4 separate regions of the Homo sapiens genome follow, and regions 1, 2 and 4 are each linked to region 3. Evidence: chromatin contacts called from ENCODE Hi-C or POLR2A ChIA-PET data. All regions are on one chromosome and are shown on one strand. The core of a region is the stretch at or near the end of the contact, and the rest is flanking DNA. Distances in the headings are between cores, read along the strand shown. Region 1 holds the start of PPT2 (palmitoyl-protein thioesterase 2). Region 2 overlaps TNXB (tenascin XB). Region 3 holds the start of SKIC2 (SKI2 subunit of superkiller complex). Region 4 holds the start of RNF5 (ring finger protein 5).

The links. Hi-C counts contacts between places; a loop is a spot of excess contacts on that map. ChIA-PET counts read pairs that join two places held with the same protein, here RNA polymerase II (POLR2A). Pooled maps may share reads with other maps.
Region 1: a map of IMR-90 shows a loop between it and region 3 (14-fold over the local background). The contact joins the promoter of PPT2 here to the promoter of SKIC2 in region 3. A Hi-C loop is called at or near these places in 3 of 168 maps with a recorded cell type or tissue (IMR-90, ascending aorta and prostate gland) and 13 of 50 pooled maps. POLR2A ChIA-PET finds 5 or more read pairs at or near these places in 4 of 52 experiments (MCF 10A, activated CD4-positive, alpha-beta T cell, activated CD8-positive, alpha-beta memory T cell and 1 more).
Region 2: a pooled map shows a loop between it and region 3 (4-fold over the local background). The contact joins the enhancer-like site here to the promoter of SKIC2 in region 3. A Hi-C loop is called at or near these places in 4 of 50 pooled maps. POLR2A ChIA-PET finds 5 or more read pairs at or near these places in 4 of 52 experiments (AG04449, T-cell, activated CD4-positive, alpha-beta T cell and 1 more).
Region 4: a map of PC-3 shows a loop between it and region 3 (17-fold over the local background). The contact joins the promoter of RNF5 here to the promoter of SKIC2 in region 3. A Hi-C loop is called at or near these places in 10 of 168 maps with a recorded cell type or tissue (B cell, CD4-positive, alpha-beta T cell, CD8-positive, alpha-beta T cell and 5 more), 1 of 37 single-sample maps with no recorded cell type and 18 of 50 pooled maps. POLR2A ChIA-PET finds 5 or more read pairs at or near these places in 4 of 52 experiments (HepG2, MCF 10A, activated CD8-positive, alpha-beta memory T cell and 1 more).

What each region holds. Positions count from the first base shown.
Region 1 is chr6:32,152,587-32,155,880 of GRCh38, forward strand. PPT2 (palmitoyl-protein thioesterase 2) reads left to right here and starts at 1,555. Exons shown (of 9, transcript NM_005155.7): 1 at 1,555-1,818; 2 at 2,001-2,191; 3 at 2,444-2,597; 4 at 3,102-3,197; 5 at 3,285-3,294. The coding sequence starts at 2,009. It overlaps PPT2-EGFL8 (PPT2-EGFL8 readthrough (NMD candidate)), which reads left to right and starts at 1,413. Exons shown (of 16, transcript NR_037861.1): 1 at 1,413-1,818; 2 at 2,001-2,191; 3 at 2,444-2,597; 4 at 3,102-3,197; 5 at 3,285-3,294. It overlaps LOC100507547 (a long non-coding RNA gene), which reads right to left and starts at 1,779. Exons shown (of 3, transcript NR_037172.1): 1 at 1,703-1,779; 2 at 1,151-1,250; 3 at 216-586. It also overlaps a transcript of PRRT1 not described here.
Region 2 is chr6:32,086,336-32,089,527 of GRCh38, forward strand. It overlaps TNXB (tenascin XB), which reads right to left. Exons shown (of 44, transcript NM_001365276.2): 5 at 2,888-3,044; 6 at 2,450-2,713. Among named protein-coding and RNA genes, the nearest start is that of TNXB, 21 kb to the right of the region's middle. Within about 2 kb of position 1,421, at least 20 of the 41 ENCODE cell types and tissues checked have a DNase peak (open chromatin) inside an H3K27ac peak, as active enhancers do.
Region 3 is chr6:31,957,712-31,961,072 of GRCh38, forward strand. SKIC2 (SKI2 subunit of superkiller complex) reads left to right here and starts at 1,464. Exons shown (of 28, transcript NM_006929.5): 1 at 1,464-1,503; 2 at 1,586-1,689; 3 at 2,299-2,408; 4 at 2,509-2,626; 5 at 2,721-2,835; 6 at 2,955-3,029; 7 at 3,330-3,361. The coding sequence starts at 1,482. It overlaps NELFE (negative elongation factor complex member E), which reads right to left and starts at 1,260. Exons shown (of 11, transcript NM_002904.6): 1 at 1,181-1,260; 2 at 661-743. The coding sequence starts at 735.
Region 4 is chr6:32,176,478-32,179,654 of GRCh38, forward strand. RNF5 (ring finger protein 5) reads left to right here and starts at 1,928. Exons shown (of 6, transcript NM_006913.4): 1 at 1,928-2,174; 2 at 3,064-3,082; 3 at 3,174-3,177. The coding sequence starts at 2,035. It also overlaps a transcript of AGPAT1 not described here. RefSeq lists an enhancer at 1,688-2,216.

The DNA.
Region 1 (3,294 bases), core at 305-2,804, 190 kb after region 3:
TGAAGCTCTTTTGGAGGGGGTAGGGGGTATGACTTAACTGCTCATTTCTGGCAGCTCTGTTGGTAATGTGTGCTTGTTCCCCCACTTTCCCTTTGCTTTTGAGGCTGCTTAGAGTCTCTGGGCTGGTCAATGTTCAGATCCATTCCCTAAACCCCCCTACTCCCACCCACCACCTCCCACCAAGACGCATCTCCAGCTCCTGAGTCGACCTGCAGTACAGCGTTATTAGTCTTTTTATTTGCTTATTGCATCTTGGGAGCGCGTGGGTGGGTGAAGGGAGCGAGGATAGGAAGTCTATGGAGATTTACACCAGTTTTTTTTTTTTTTTAAACAAAAACACAGCCAGATAATTATTATTCTTCCCTTACGTCCCCCCAGCCCCCACCTGGGGCAGTCGCTCTCCCGGCTGCGTCCCTTTTCGTCCATGTCCTAGCAGAGACTACAGAGCAGTACAGAGGCTCTCGCTGAAACCAGTCCCAGGCTCCACAGAGTCAGATCACGGCTTCACACCAGTCGTTCTGGTCACTTAGGCGTTCGCGTGAGCGCTCAACCCCTTACCGCCACCTCATCGTCACTCTACACCATTCTGAGCGCAAAAATGTTTTGATTGAGACAAATTTAGACCAAGCAATGACCTTGTAAACAGAGAGAGGGGCTCAGACATGCTGAGAAATCCTTATCTCTAGAGAAACGTCTTTAAATGCTAAGTAAAAGCCCTAGCAAGTAAAAGCCCTGAGGCACTAGGGTGTCGGTTAGGGGTCACAGGCGGAGAGGTGGGGCGCCTGGGGGTTTCGGTAGGGAGCCACCCACAGATAACTCAGACAGCCAGATTCTGGGGGTCGTTCAGGTTGAAAGACTGGTCGAAATTACGCGGGCATGAGTCAGCGCATCCCTACGCGCCCTCCGCCCCTTGAGGGTGGGTCGCTTATAGGGAGGGGAGTAGAGTAGGGCAGGAGAAACTGGGCCAGGCTGCACTTAGCTCAAGGGGCCTCGAGGACTCTCTGCGTCTCTGGAGACAAGGGCACTACACGCACTTCAGAATGAAGAGTTGTAAGTCGCTGACCTGGGGCGGACTGGAGGGTGGGGTGGGGTGGGTGTTGAGGGGCACGCCCGGGCTGGCATCAGCCCTCCAGGCCACCCTGCCACTCACCCAGCACACGGCAAAATGCAGAGGACTACCTTTCCCTGGTCCGCCCCCTGGCCGCCCCTTGGGGAATGCAAACTTCGTGTTCTGCTGCGGAGCCAGACGCCTGTATTGGGAAGTGGGGAGAATCAAGGCGGGGAAATCGGACTTTTGGGTCGCTGGGGGCAACGAAGCCTGGAGAGGCCTTCTTTCCATTCCCAGAATATGTTTGCTGCTTTTTCCTCTCCCCACTGGCCTAAATGGATCGCTCCGCCTGTTTCCTCCCCAGCACCTAGGGCGCAATGGAATATTCCATTGCCCCTCCTGTCCTGGGTCTGTGTTGCGGGGAACGCTCGCGCGGTTGCCAGAGAAAGCCCCGGACGTGACGGATTTGCGCGACCCCAAGCAGCCCGCCCTTCCCCCTCCCATCCGTCATTCCCCTGCGCTCTCTTTCCTCACCCTTCCCCCCGCCACCGTGGGTTCCAGACTTGGGATAAGTAAACAGCGGGTGGAGCGAGGCCTACGGACCCAGGCCAGGTGGGAGTCTGCACTCTTCAAGGGGCCTGGGCTGCTGCTCACGGGTATTAAAGAACTCCGCGTTGTTCATGGCTGAGGCGATGCATTAGGAAGATCCTGGACCTAGAGAACAAGTCCCCCGAACGCTGAGTTGGAGGCGGGACTTCGGGTGCGCGTTGGTGCGTCAACGTGGTGGGGGGGTGTGTTTGTAGGGAGAGGGCTGGAGTAAGTTAAAAGTAGGCTATTTTGTGACACGGACCTGGTGTGGGAGCGAGAGGAGGTGGCTTGATTGCCGGGCGTCTGTTCCGAGGGAGGAGGGTGTTGCCATCTCCCTCACATGCCCTTATCACCCCTTTCTCAGGCGGGAGCATGCTGGGGCTCTGCGGGCAGCGGCTCCCCGCGGCGTGGGTCCTGCTTCTGTTGCCTTTCCTGCCGCTGCTGCTGCTTGCAGCCCCCGCGCCCCACCGCGCGTCCTACAAGCCGGTCATCGTGGTGCATGGGCTCTTCGACAGCTCGTACAGCTTCCGCCACCTGCTGGAATACATCAATGAGGTCTGGCAGGGGACACCTGGGTGCAGGGCGTTAGAGGCGTCTACTGTGGCAGGGGAGGGAGAGCGGGGAACTGAAAGCCACCCCTCTGGGCCTGCCCAGTTCCTCAGGGAGCTGGTGCTGGCGTGGGGGAGAGTTGGGGGACGGGATCCCTGGTTCTAGCAGGGTACAATAGACCTGTGGACGCGGGCCAGGGGGTGGCGTGTGGGAGCTTCTTAGCCTATCCCCGGTGGCTGCATTGCCCCCTTCCCACAGACACACCCCGGGACTGTGGTGACAGTGCTCGATCTCTTCGATGGGAGAGAGAGCTTGCGACCCCTGTGGGAACAGGTGCAAGGGTTCCGAGAGGCTGTGGTCCCCATCATGGCAAAGGCCCCTCAAGGGGTGCATCTCATCTGCTACTCGCAGGGTAGGCGACTCCCCTGCCCCTAACTCCTAAGCCCTATCTGAGGCTTGATCCTTATCTGAGGGACACTTCCTAGCGTCCCTTTTTCTGAACCACATTGCTCCAGGCACAACCCTGGTACCTGAGCCCTTCCTTTCTGACTTCCCTCAGCACCTGGGTCTCATCTCTGTCTTGAATGGGAGGGAGGCTCCCTACACTGCTGCCCTTTTGCTTCCTGTTACCCATGGTTCTTGGACATAAGGGCTAATGGGGCAGGTAAAAACATCCTAGAACTAGAGGCAGGAGGCCCAGCATCTAATTCGGGCTCAGTCACTTATATGATGTGTGACCTTTTGGCACAGGGTGTGCCTGCCTTCTGTAAGCCTCAGTCTCCTTTGTGTACAGTGTGTGTCTGTGTGTGTCTCTGTGTGTGTGTGTGTGTGTGTGTGTGTGTGTGTGGTGGGGGTGGGGGGTGCTGCTGGCTTTGCTGTCCTTAAGTGCCTGCCCAATGTGGTGTTCTGCTTACAGGGGGCCTTGTGTGCCGGGCTCTGCTTTCTGTCATGGATGATCACAACGTGGATTCTTTCATCTCCCTCTCCTCTCCACAGATGGGACAGTATGGAGGTGAGTGGGCACTAGACTCCATAGAATGCCCTGAGTTTTGGGGGAACAGAGGTTTATGGTCACTTAGCATTGCCATTCGCTTGCCAGACACGGACTA
Region 2 (3,192 bases), core at 171-2,670, 130 kb after region 3:
GGTAATAGGTAAAATAAAGCCTGCTATCCTTCACCCCACAAGGCTTCCATGACCTCCAGCCCCCGGAGACTTCCATGTCCCTCCCCACATACATCCCCCCCACTGGGTGGTGGTCAGGTGGCTTCCATTAGTGCTGCAGTGAGAAGCCTGGAAGAAAGACAGTGGTGTTAGAGAGGGAGGATGCAAGAGGAGAGTGGGCAGTGGGAAGAGAGAGAGGGTGTGGGGGTGGACATCCAGGTCAGGTGGCATCTGGGCCCTATGGGGGAAGAAGAGGTCCACCACCCTCCCCACAGCAGCCACAGGGTGCCCTTTCCCCAAGCCCAGACATCGTTCCTGTGGGAGAGACCAGCATAAAGTGAGCCAGGGGGTCTGAAAAGCCAGCTTAAGAAGCAGTGGTTTCACCTCCCCAATATACAGTTGCTGCCTGATGGCACCCAGGCCACCCCCACGCAGTTCTGATGTGTCCCTTCAAGGTCAAGGCCAAATTGTGGAAAACAGTAACCACTAACCACAGTCTTCAGCCACTCTCACCACAGTGAGTCAGAACGGGAATCACTGTTTTCAATTCCCAGCCCACTCAAACTGCTCCAGTGAATCTTTGCAGGTGCCCCAACCACATCACCCTCTATTGCCTAAAATAACAATCCTGGAAGTGTCCCGGGAAACCCCAAAGAAGGCGCTGCCTTGACCTTAGGCATCCACAGGATGGATGCCAGGACCCTGGGGTGGGGACGTCTTCTAGGGACAATGGACTCGTGCTTTGTCCTGGGGGCCCCCTGGAGCCCCGGCCAGGTAGGGCCTGAAGGTAGAAGGGGGCAGTGGGGGGTGGCAGTGGGAGGAATTCATGAATGCAGGCTCCAACGGCAGGTGAGGCTGGACAAGGGATAGGTGTCCCGTGGCCCCAGCCCACACTACCTGTGGTGGTGATGAAGGCGTAGGACTTGGAGGTCTGCCCCGCCCGCACCCCGTGGACCTCCACGTGGTAGGTGGTGCCGGGCCTGAGGTCGGGCAGGCTGACGGTGCGCGTGGTGCCCGGCACAGTCAGCTCACCGCCGGGGCCCTCTGCAGGCGGCTGAGGCCGCCAGCGCAGCACCACGCGCTCGAACTGGCCGCGGAGCCCGTCGAGAGACACGAGAAGCGCGCCATCGGCGGAACTGCCCAGCACCTCTGGCTTGGGGTGGCGGGACGCAGCCACCCGGTCGACGCCTTCAGGCGAGAGGCCGTAGATTCCCTGGTTGGAGTCCCGTTTCCTGGTGCCGGGATCAGGGCTGGCGGTGGGGCGGGGGTGGCGGGGCGGGGGTGCGGGGGAGCCGGCTGGGGCGGCGGCCAACAGACGCCGCTGCAAGTATTCATGGATGTGGCGCGCCACCGACGTGTAAGTCTGGTTGGCCCGCAGTGGGTAGCCGTGAGCCCGCAGGTGGCGCTCCAGGTCCTGCACCGTGCCGCGGAAACGGCTCAGCTCGGCCGTCAGGTTGCCCCAAGGCCGCCGTGGGGGCTGGGACAGGCTTGGCCTGGGCGGGGACTCCTCCTCCCTTTCCTCTGCTGGCCTCGAGGGCCAAGGGGGCCGTGGGGGCCGCGGGGCTGGGGCTGGCCGGGGCCGGGACTTGGGGGGCGGGGCTGGGGGGCGCACCTCCGGGTAACTGTAGTGGCCTGGTGCTGCCAGGGGCAAAAAAGGGGAGAACAGGTCAGTGGCAGCTCCCTCCCGGCACTCCTTCCCGCGGCAGCCCCTCCCTCGATCCCTCCCACCAGAGCCAGAGGCCTCTTCCCTGTGCCCCAGCCCCACCTGGAAAGAGAACGGAGGGAAATCGGTCAGTGTCCCGCAGCCCCCCCATTCCCCTCCAAGCCCACCACTGTTGGTGCCCTAGAAAGAAGAGAGAAGCCCGTGGGTGGGGCCCTGTAGCTGAAGGAGAGAAAGGGGAGTCGGGGAAGAGAACATGAGCTACAGCGAGGTGGGTGTCCCCCTGTCACAGGAAAAGAAAAATATCCAGGTATCTGTTAAGAAACCTCGAGGTTTAGTGGAAAATCACTGCTGTGAGACCCACCTCCCAGCAATCCCAATCCAAAAGTCAACAGGACTGATGATCTCTAATCTGCCTAATTCCAGTCCCACAAGATCTATCAGCACAAGGCCTGTCCCGGTACCTAAATTTAAAAAAGAACCTCCCTTAACTGACTGGATCAGGCAGCATCTCCTATTCACTTCTCTCCCTGGGGCCATTCCTTTCATAGGCTAACCTGTAATAACCTTCCTACAGGACTCCAGGCATCTGAGGGCTCTGTCTCCCCAGTGGCCTCAGGACAGAGCAAGGCCCCCAGCAGGTGCCTCGAGACTGCCACACACCTGCCAGAAGCATTCAGAGGAGTCTGTGAGCCCTGAGCCTGGGCTCCTGAGGAGGAGGATCCAAGGCTGGGAAACCAGGGCCCTTCCCTAACCTCTGGCCAGCCATACCTGTGTTGGCCCTGACAGAAGCTGGGTAGCTGACTGCCCGGCCCCGCTCCGCTGTGACAGTCACCACATATTCTACGCCTGGCATCAGGTCAGTCAGCAGCGTCCCGTCTGCTTCAGGGGGCACTTCCAGCCTCACCCTCTGGTTGCCGGCACTGACGTAGGACACCACAAATCGGTCCACCTCAGCCTGGGGACGCAGCCAGCCAAGCTCCAGTGTTGTCGGTGTCACAGCCACCACTCGGAGGTCCTGGGGCCCATCGATCACTAGCCAGGTTAAAGAGGAGGACTCAGGTGGGTGTCTGGTTCTTCAATCATCATCTTTCCTTCCAAGAGCCTAGCCCCCATCCAGCCCCTTCCTTCTGCCCTCCCGGAGGGCAGATTCCCTCTCTAGTCCAGATCTCCACTCAGGACACCCCTCCCCACAGCCCCAGCTCTCACTGGTGGTGATGGTCTTGGAGGCAGGAAGGCCCCAGCTGGTCCCTCGAAGGGCTCGGACAGTGACCTGGTACTCCTGTCCAGGGGCCAGTCCTCTCTGGTCATAGGCTGAGGCAGAGCTTGGAACCCGTGCTGTGAATGGGGGGCTCGCCCCCTCTGTCTGTGAGAGAGAGCACCAGGTGGCTCAGGGGCTGGCACTCTTGCCTCTGCTGCTCAATCCCCCTTATCTCTTCTTTCTCCAATTCTAAACAGTGTCAGCATGGTACTGTGTGGAACTTGACCCTGTACAAGCTGGGGAGCAAACATGC
Region 3 (3,361 bases), core at 214-2,713:
TTATAGACAATGTGAAGCCATTTATGGTTTTTGAGAAACAGAGGGAGCAGAATTTTGTGTTTTCAATGGATCATTTGAACAGGAGTGAAGAAGTCTGTTCAAAAAAAAAGACTGAGAAATTTGTTGAGAGACCATTACAATGGCCCACATGAATGTCAATAAAGCCCTGCTCGGGGGAATGCACAGTGAAGAATAAACAGGAAAAATTACTTCAAAAGAAGAAACAATAAGACTTGGCAAAGGTTTGACTATGCAAATAGTGGGGAAGTCAGAGTTTTGAGTCCAAACATGTGGCAGAATTGGTGTAGTCAATCTTATTTGGAAGATCAAGAATAGAAAGATGATAGCTTCAACACTGAGTATCTGAAGTTTTTCAGTATAACACTGGATAGAACTGGAAAAAACAAACTTGGGGATCATCAGCTCTTAAGCGGTACTAAAAGCCATGGGAAAGGAAGACAATCCATGGCAAATTGCATAGAAAAGACAGAAGGTCCACACCAAGGCTTGGGAAAGCCCACCTCTCGAAGCTACACTGTGAGGTGATATGTCTCTAGGTATGGGCCAGAAAAACTTCCCCATTCGCTCACACTCACCCCATATCTTCTCAGAGTGCAGAGTCTGTGAAAGGTTAGGCCATGTCCACACACAGTCCCTCACCTTTTTCTTGAGCTTGTTGAATTTCTTCTGCAGAGCCTCCTCTTCCTCGCTCAGTCCGGGGGGTATCACCAACATGGTGGCTCCTAGTTCAGGGGCAGGGCCCAAGACATCTTTCTCCACTGTTACCACCCGGGGTTCACACGCCGTCCACACTGTACCCAACCCCACCCCTTCAGGTCTGCCTACTCTTGTCTTTGGCTTTCCCTACCCCTTGCTTAAACCAGGCTGCTGTCCAAGCTCCCGCTGGTCGGGATCATCCAGCATTCCCTCCTGTCTCCAGGGATCACAGACACCAGCACCTTTAGGTACCATGTGGTTCAAGGAGGGACAAATATCCACTCCGTCGGAAAGACGATGGCACCCGACCCCCCTACCCTCGCTAGGGTAAGGACAACCGCGGGGTTTGAACGGCAGAGAAGGCGGTGGAGCCAGCGTAGCGCCCGCAGAGCAACGCAAAGAGGAAGAACAGAGAAACGGCTATGAGAAAAAGGGCCGAAGAGTGAGAAGCAGAGGGCCTTACCCGAGGGGGCGGCAACCGGGGGCCCCACGGTCTCCGGCCGCGCCCGCGCTGGCCGCTGATAGCGGGCTCACAACGATGACGTAGCGAGGAGCGGAAAACGCGGTAACCAAGGCGGCCCCAGGCGCGCACTTCCGCCCGGCCTTCCACCGGTCCAGGTCTGCCCCTCCGCAGCGATAGTTCACGCTCTCGGCGGGGCTGTACCGGAAGTTGCCTCTACTTCCGCCCGTTCCGGGGCGGGGCTTACTTCGCAGCGACTACTTGCCGCACTTCCGGGCTGCCAGGCAGCTGCTGTGGCTCCAGGATGATGGAGACAGAGCGACTTGGTGAGGGGGAGGGGAGGGAAATGGAACGGAGTAGCCGATATGGAATGAACTTTGACCCCTGACTTTTGACCTTTCCCCGTAGTGCTACCCCCTCCAGATCCCCTGGACCTACCCCTTCGGGCCGTGGAGCTCGGATGCACGGGGCACTGGGAGCTGCTGAACTTGCCTGGAGCTCCAGAGAGTAGCGTGAGTGACTTTTGACCCTAACCTTTGACCCGCATTGAGTCCAAACCTCCTTCACCCTCCTCACAGTAGGATCTAGCTTAACCTTGTTCATCTGTGCCTGTACTCCTGTCCATCCCAGCCTGAAGGGGTGCTGGACAGATTACAGCCCAGTGTACCTGCAGTACATGTGAGGACAGAGCAGAAAGGGCTGGGGATATTTTTGCTTTGAGAGCTGCTCTTTCAAATGTGGCATTTCTCCGTGGAGCTCCCTTCTGTATCCAAGCACCAGGGCACTTGGTGACTGAGATGATAGGCTTTGAGCCTCCAACCTTTCATCCTTAGGTCTGGGACCCCTTTTTCTAAAATCAGTGAGTCTCCAATTTCAGTGTGCTTCATGATTAGCCAGGGAGCTTTTTAAAAATGCACATTCCTAGGTCCAGCCTCCATGTTTCTGAAATCCAAAATCTGCCCCAGGTAATTCAGTAGCAGGTAGTTTTTGGCCAAGCCTGATTGTCCTAGTCTGTTTGACACATCTGCCATTTCTGATCTGAACACAAGTCCCATCATCTCTTTTGTCTGCATTTTATCCTCTTTCCTTACCTAATGCCTCTCATCTTGCCCTTGTTTCAGCTTCCCCATGGCCTCCCTCCTTGTGCCCCAGATCTGCAGCAAGAAGCAGAACAGTTGTTTCTGTCATCCCCAGCCTGGCTGCCTCTGCATGGTGTGGAGCACTCAGCCCGGTGAGGAGTCTGGAGGGGCTTAGACTAGGGTGATGGGTTCCTGAAGGAAGCTGGGACAGAGGAAGAAAGAAGACCCAAAAGTTACTATTTTTCTCTCCAGAAAATGGCAGAGGAAGACGGATCCCTGGTCTCTTTTGGCTGTCCTGGGAGCCCCAGTCCCATCCGACCTACAGGCCCAAAGACACCCAACCACAGGCCAGATACTGGGTTACAAAGAGGTAGGAGGTCAGGGGTCATGAGAAACAGTTGGGGAGAAGGGGAGGTGGTCAGAGACAAGCTCAGCCTCATTGGGGCTCTGATCTCTTGCCTTAGGTCTTGCTGGAGAACACAAATCTCTCGGCTACAACCTCCTTGTCTCTTCGCCGGCCTCCAGGGCCAGCCTCCCAGTCCTTATGGGGAAATCCAACTCAGTATCCCTTCTGGCCAGGTGACTCTTGTGGAGATGGGATGGTAGAAGAGGGTGTCTTTAATCTCCAGGGAAGGGTTCCCCACCTATCTCGTATTACCCTCATCCCATGAATCCCTGTCTGTCCTGTCTCTTCCCAGGGGGGATGGATGAACCCACCATAACAGATCTGAACACACGGGAGGAGGCTGAGGAGGAGATAGACTTTGAGAAAGGTAAGGTGGGGCTCTGAGTCTGAGCCTTGAGGAGGAAGAGCCCAGGCTATCACTGGGCTACTGCTAGCCCTCCCATGTTTTTGAGAAAATTAGAAAAAGATATTCTGTCCATAACAACCTTTACTGTCATCTGCTGGGAAATTTCTACAACAACCTTTACTGTCATCTGTTGGGAAAGTGTCATAGCAAACATCCCTATCTACAGCATCTGTCCTGTAAATGGTATCTTTTAGGTTTATATAATGTACACAATTTGTTCACCAGTGTGCAGTGACCTGATTTCATGTCCCTATCCTACAGATCTTCTTACTATTCCACCTGGTTTCAAGAAA
Region 4 (3,177 bases), core at 678-3,177, 220 kb after region 3:
CAATTCTAAACATTTATCAAGCATCTACCTACCATATGACAAGCATTAAGTTCACCTCTCTTCTTTTTCTCTCCAGGACTCCATCTCACTCCATCTCACTCTCCAGTCCTCTGGTCTGGTTTCCTTTGCCCTTTGTCCCTCACTATCTCCCAGCAGTCCAGCTCCCCCCTCCACCTGCCTTCTCTGGCCTTTAAAGAGAAGAGATCTCTTTGGCCTTATCCCTGACCCTTTCCTTTTCCATGCTCTTTTACCTCTGTACCTTTTCTTTCCTACTTCCTTCGTATCAGTCTCCTTACTTGCCCAAGCTGAGACAACCCCTTCTCACAACATACAATATGGGTACATCTTTTCTTCCAATGGAAATTTGGCTTCAGGGGTGCTTTCTAGAAAAATAAAAAGTGAGGAAGAATGCCGATTCCTCTGGAATGCGCGTGCCTCCTTAATTTGGTAGCCATGTATCTAGTTTTCCACCCCCTCTTCTCTTCCTCCACTCCCATTATCCCTTTACTAGGATCATTCCATCACTTCACTCTCCTTCATTTCCACCTTTCCCTCTCAATATCTTCCTTCCTAAACCTCAAGCTTCCTGAATCCTCATCTGCCCCAGTCCTTCTTTACGCAACTGCTAACTTCTCATCTTTCCTTACTCTTGAGTCACATGGGATCTTTTATCAAGGTCCCCCCTCTAGCCACACCTTTACCCTGCATTAGTTTACATGCCCTCGGGAAGAGGATTGGTAGTGGGAGGACTGTTACCTAATTCTGCTCCTTTAGTCACAGTGAGGGTCAGTGATTGTAGGAAAAGCCCAAACTCCCCGGGGTCCAACCTGGGAAGAAGACCCTATTTCTGATGGGCAAATTATAAAGAGGAAAGGGCGGGTCTAGCCTCCGCGGGTCTCCTTAAAAGGGGCGGGCTTTGTCCCTTTTGCACCACTCACAAAGGGGTTGAGCCCAGAGCTTTCCTGCTCTGAAGGTTTAAAACGGAGTTGAAGTCAATCCTGTTCTACTCTGTGTACAACATTAAGAAAGGGGTGGGCCTTTAGTTCAGTTTTGCTCTGTAAATCACCTAATATGGGGAGGGCTGAGTCGTCCAGCCGAATGAGTTGGGTTAACACCAGCGCCGCAGATCGATGTTCCCACTATCCAAACGTCGGGCTAATCCCAGTTCTGCTCCCTTAACTAAAAGGGAGGGGCAGACCCAAGTTCTGCTCTCTACGTCACCAAAGGAGGTTGGAGCCATTTTGAACCCTGCGACCCTAGTGTTTTCCCTCTTTTCCTAGCTCTTCGCCGTCTTTCCCGATGTCGGCCAATCAGGGGAAAAGGAAAAGGCCCAATCAGCAGAAAGTCCACAGCTGAAGGACCCGGATGAAGCGAGCCTAGGACTTTGAAGTGCAAGCCTCGCCAATTGTAGAGCAGTCACCATGGCGACAAGATAGGGGTGAAGAGGTGGAAAAAGAGAAGGTTAAACCCTCACAGGATTGGCCCACCCCCGTCCCGCCGCGTGCTGCGCAGGCGCGTTTTACCTAACCACCATTTTCCGTCAAGTTTTAGCCAATGAGTTGATTTGGAGCCATACGCTCCAAAGTCCAATAGCAATCCGGACATTCTCTAAAAGAGGAAGCGAAGGAAAGAAAGGGGCTTATAGTGGGCGAGGTCTATAGGTAGTCCCGAGCAAATTGCTTATGGCTTTGGTTATGACTGACAACTACTCAGACGAATAAAGCCCTCCTTGGCCAGGCGACAGCGTGTAGCGAGTTATTACCAATCCCTTGGCATTGCACATTGACTTAGACCGTATCAGCCAATAGCCATTGTGCGAAGGCAGGACTGCACTAACCTTTTCCCGCCCCTACCCTTTGGGCCAATCCTTTCTTTTGAATTCTTTGTGACTGGCAGGCATTCAGACCAATAGTGATTAGGAAACCTTGAAGCCTGCCCAACGATCGTGGGCAGGAGGTGGTTTCTGGTTTGTTGGGGCGTGTGTATGTGTATTTGGGGGGACTGAAGGGTACGTGGGGCGAAACAAAACCGGCCATGGCAGCAGCGGAGGAGGAGGACGGGGGCCCCGAAGGGCCAAATCGCGAGCGGGGCGGGGCGGGCGCGACCTTCGAATGTAATATATGTTTGGAGACTGCTCGGGAAGCTGTGGTCAGTGTGTGTGGCCACCTGTACTGGTGAGAATCGAGGAGGGGGGCGGGAGGTGGTGGGTCTCGCTTATATACTGGAGAGGCTAGGAGCGAATAATCATACAGTCATACAGATAATCGGAGGGCACGTTCCCATAGGTGAAGCCCGACAGGAGACATAAGACTTTGCTGGTATGTGTGGGTGGGAGTATAACGGTCGAGATCTGTGGAAAGAAAGGTCTTAGGAACCAGGAGCTGAGGCACGTGATGTGCTGAGAAGAGAAGGTGGGGCGGGGAGTGGCAGGACAATGTGAGACCCGAGCCACCTTACCCCAGAGAAGTGAGGGGTCTTAGCTGTGCAGGTGGAAACAAGTGAGACACAAAGGTTAAGGGAGGCACGCATCAGTTGAGTCGGGGAGAACCAGGAAATATGGATCACATTCAGATGAGATCTGGGAGGGGGCTGGTATAAGGGCACTGTGGAGAGGCAGACTTGAAAGGTTAAAGGGTCATAAAGATAGGGACATTATTGAGCTTGAAAGTGAGTAATGGGGGAATGTGCTAGTAAAGGGGTTTGGTTTGGAGTGATGGGGTTGGGGTTGAAAAGAGGAGACCCAGAAAGAGGTGGCTGAAGGAAATTAGAAATTAACTTGAAAGGCAGAAAAGAGAGGGCACGAAAATTTGTATGTGTTTGTTGGGGAGAGGAGAAAGGAGAGGGTTGAGTGTGTTGAGGATGGACAGAGCTTTAGGTGTTGGAAGATCAGACAAGCAGGAAGGCTAACTAAGTTGGCTGGCATGGTAGAGGTTGCAGAAAATCTGAAAAGCAACAGCAGGTTGCTTGGGAAGAGGGGTTAGATGGGATTCTGCGAAGTCTAGGGTCTGTGTCTCTCTTTTCTGTAGCTAGTTTGACCTTTTTTTTTTTTTCTCCCCCATCCAGTTGGCCATGTCTTCATCAGGTGCGTACTCAGGAGATGAAGAGGGAAATGGGGAGGTCTGAGGAGCTGTAAGACCCTCTTGTATACTGGAAACCACCTTTTTTCTCCCCAGTGGC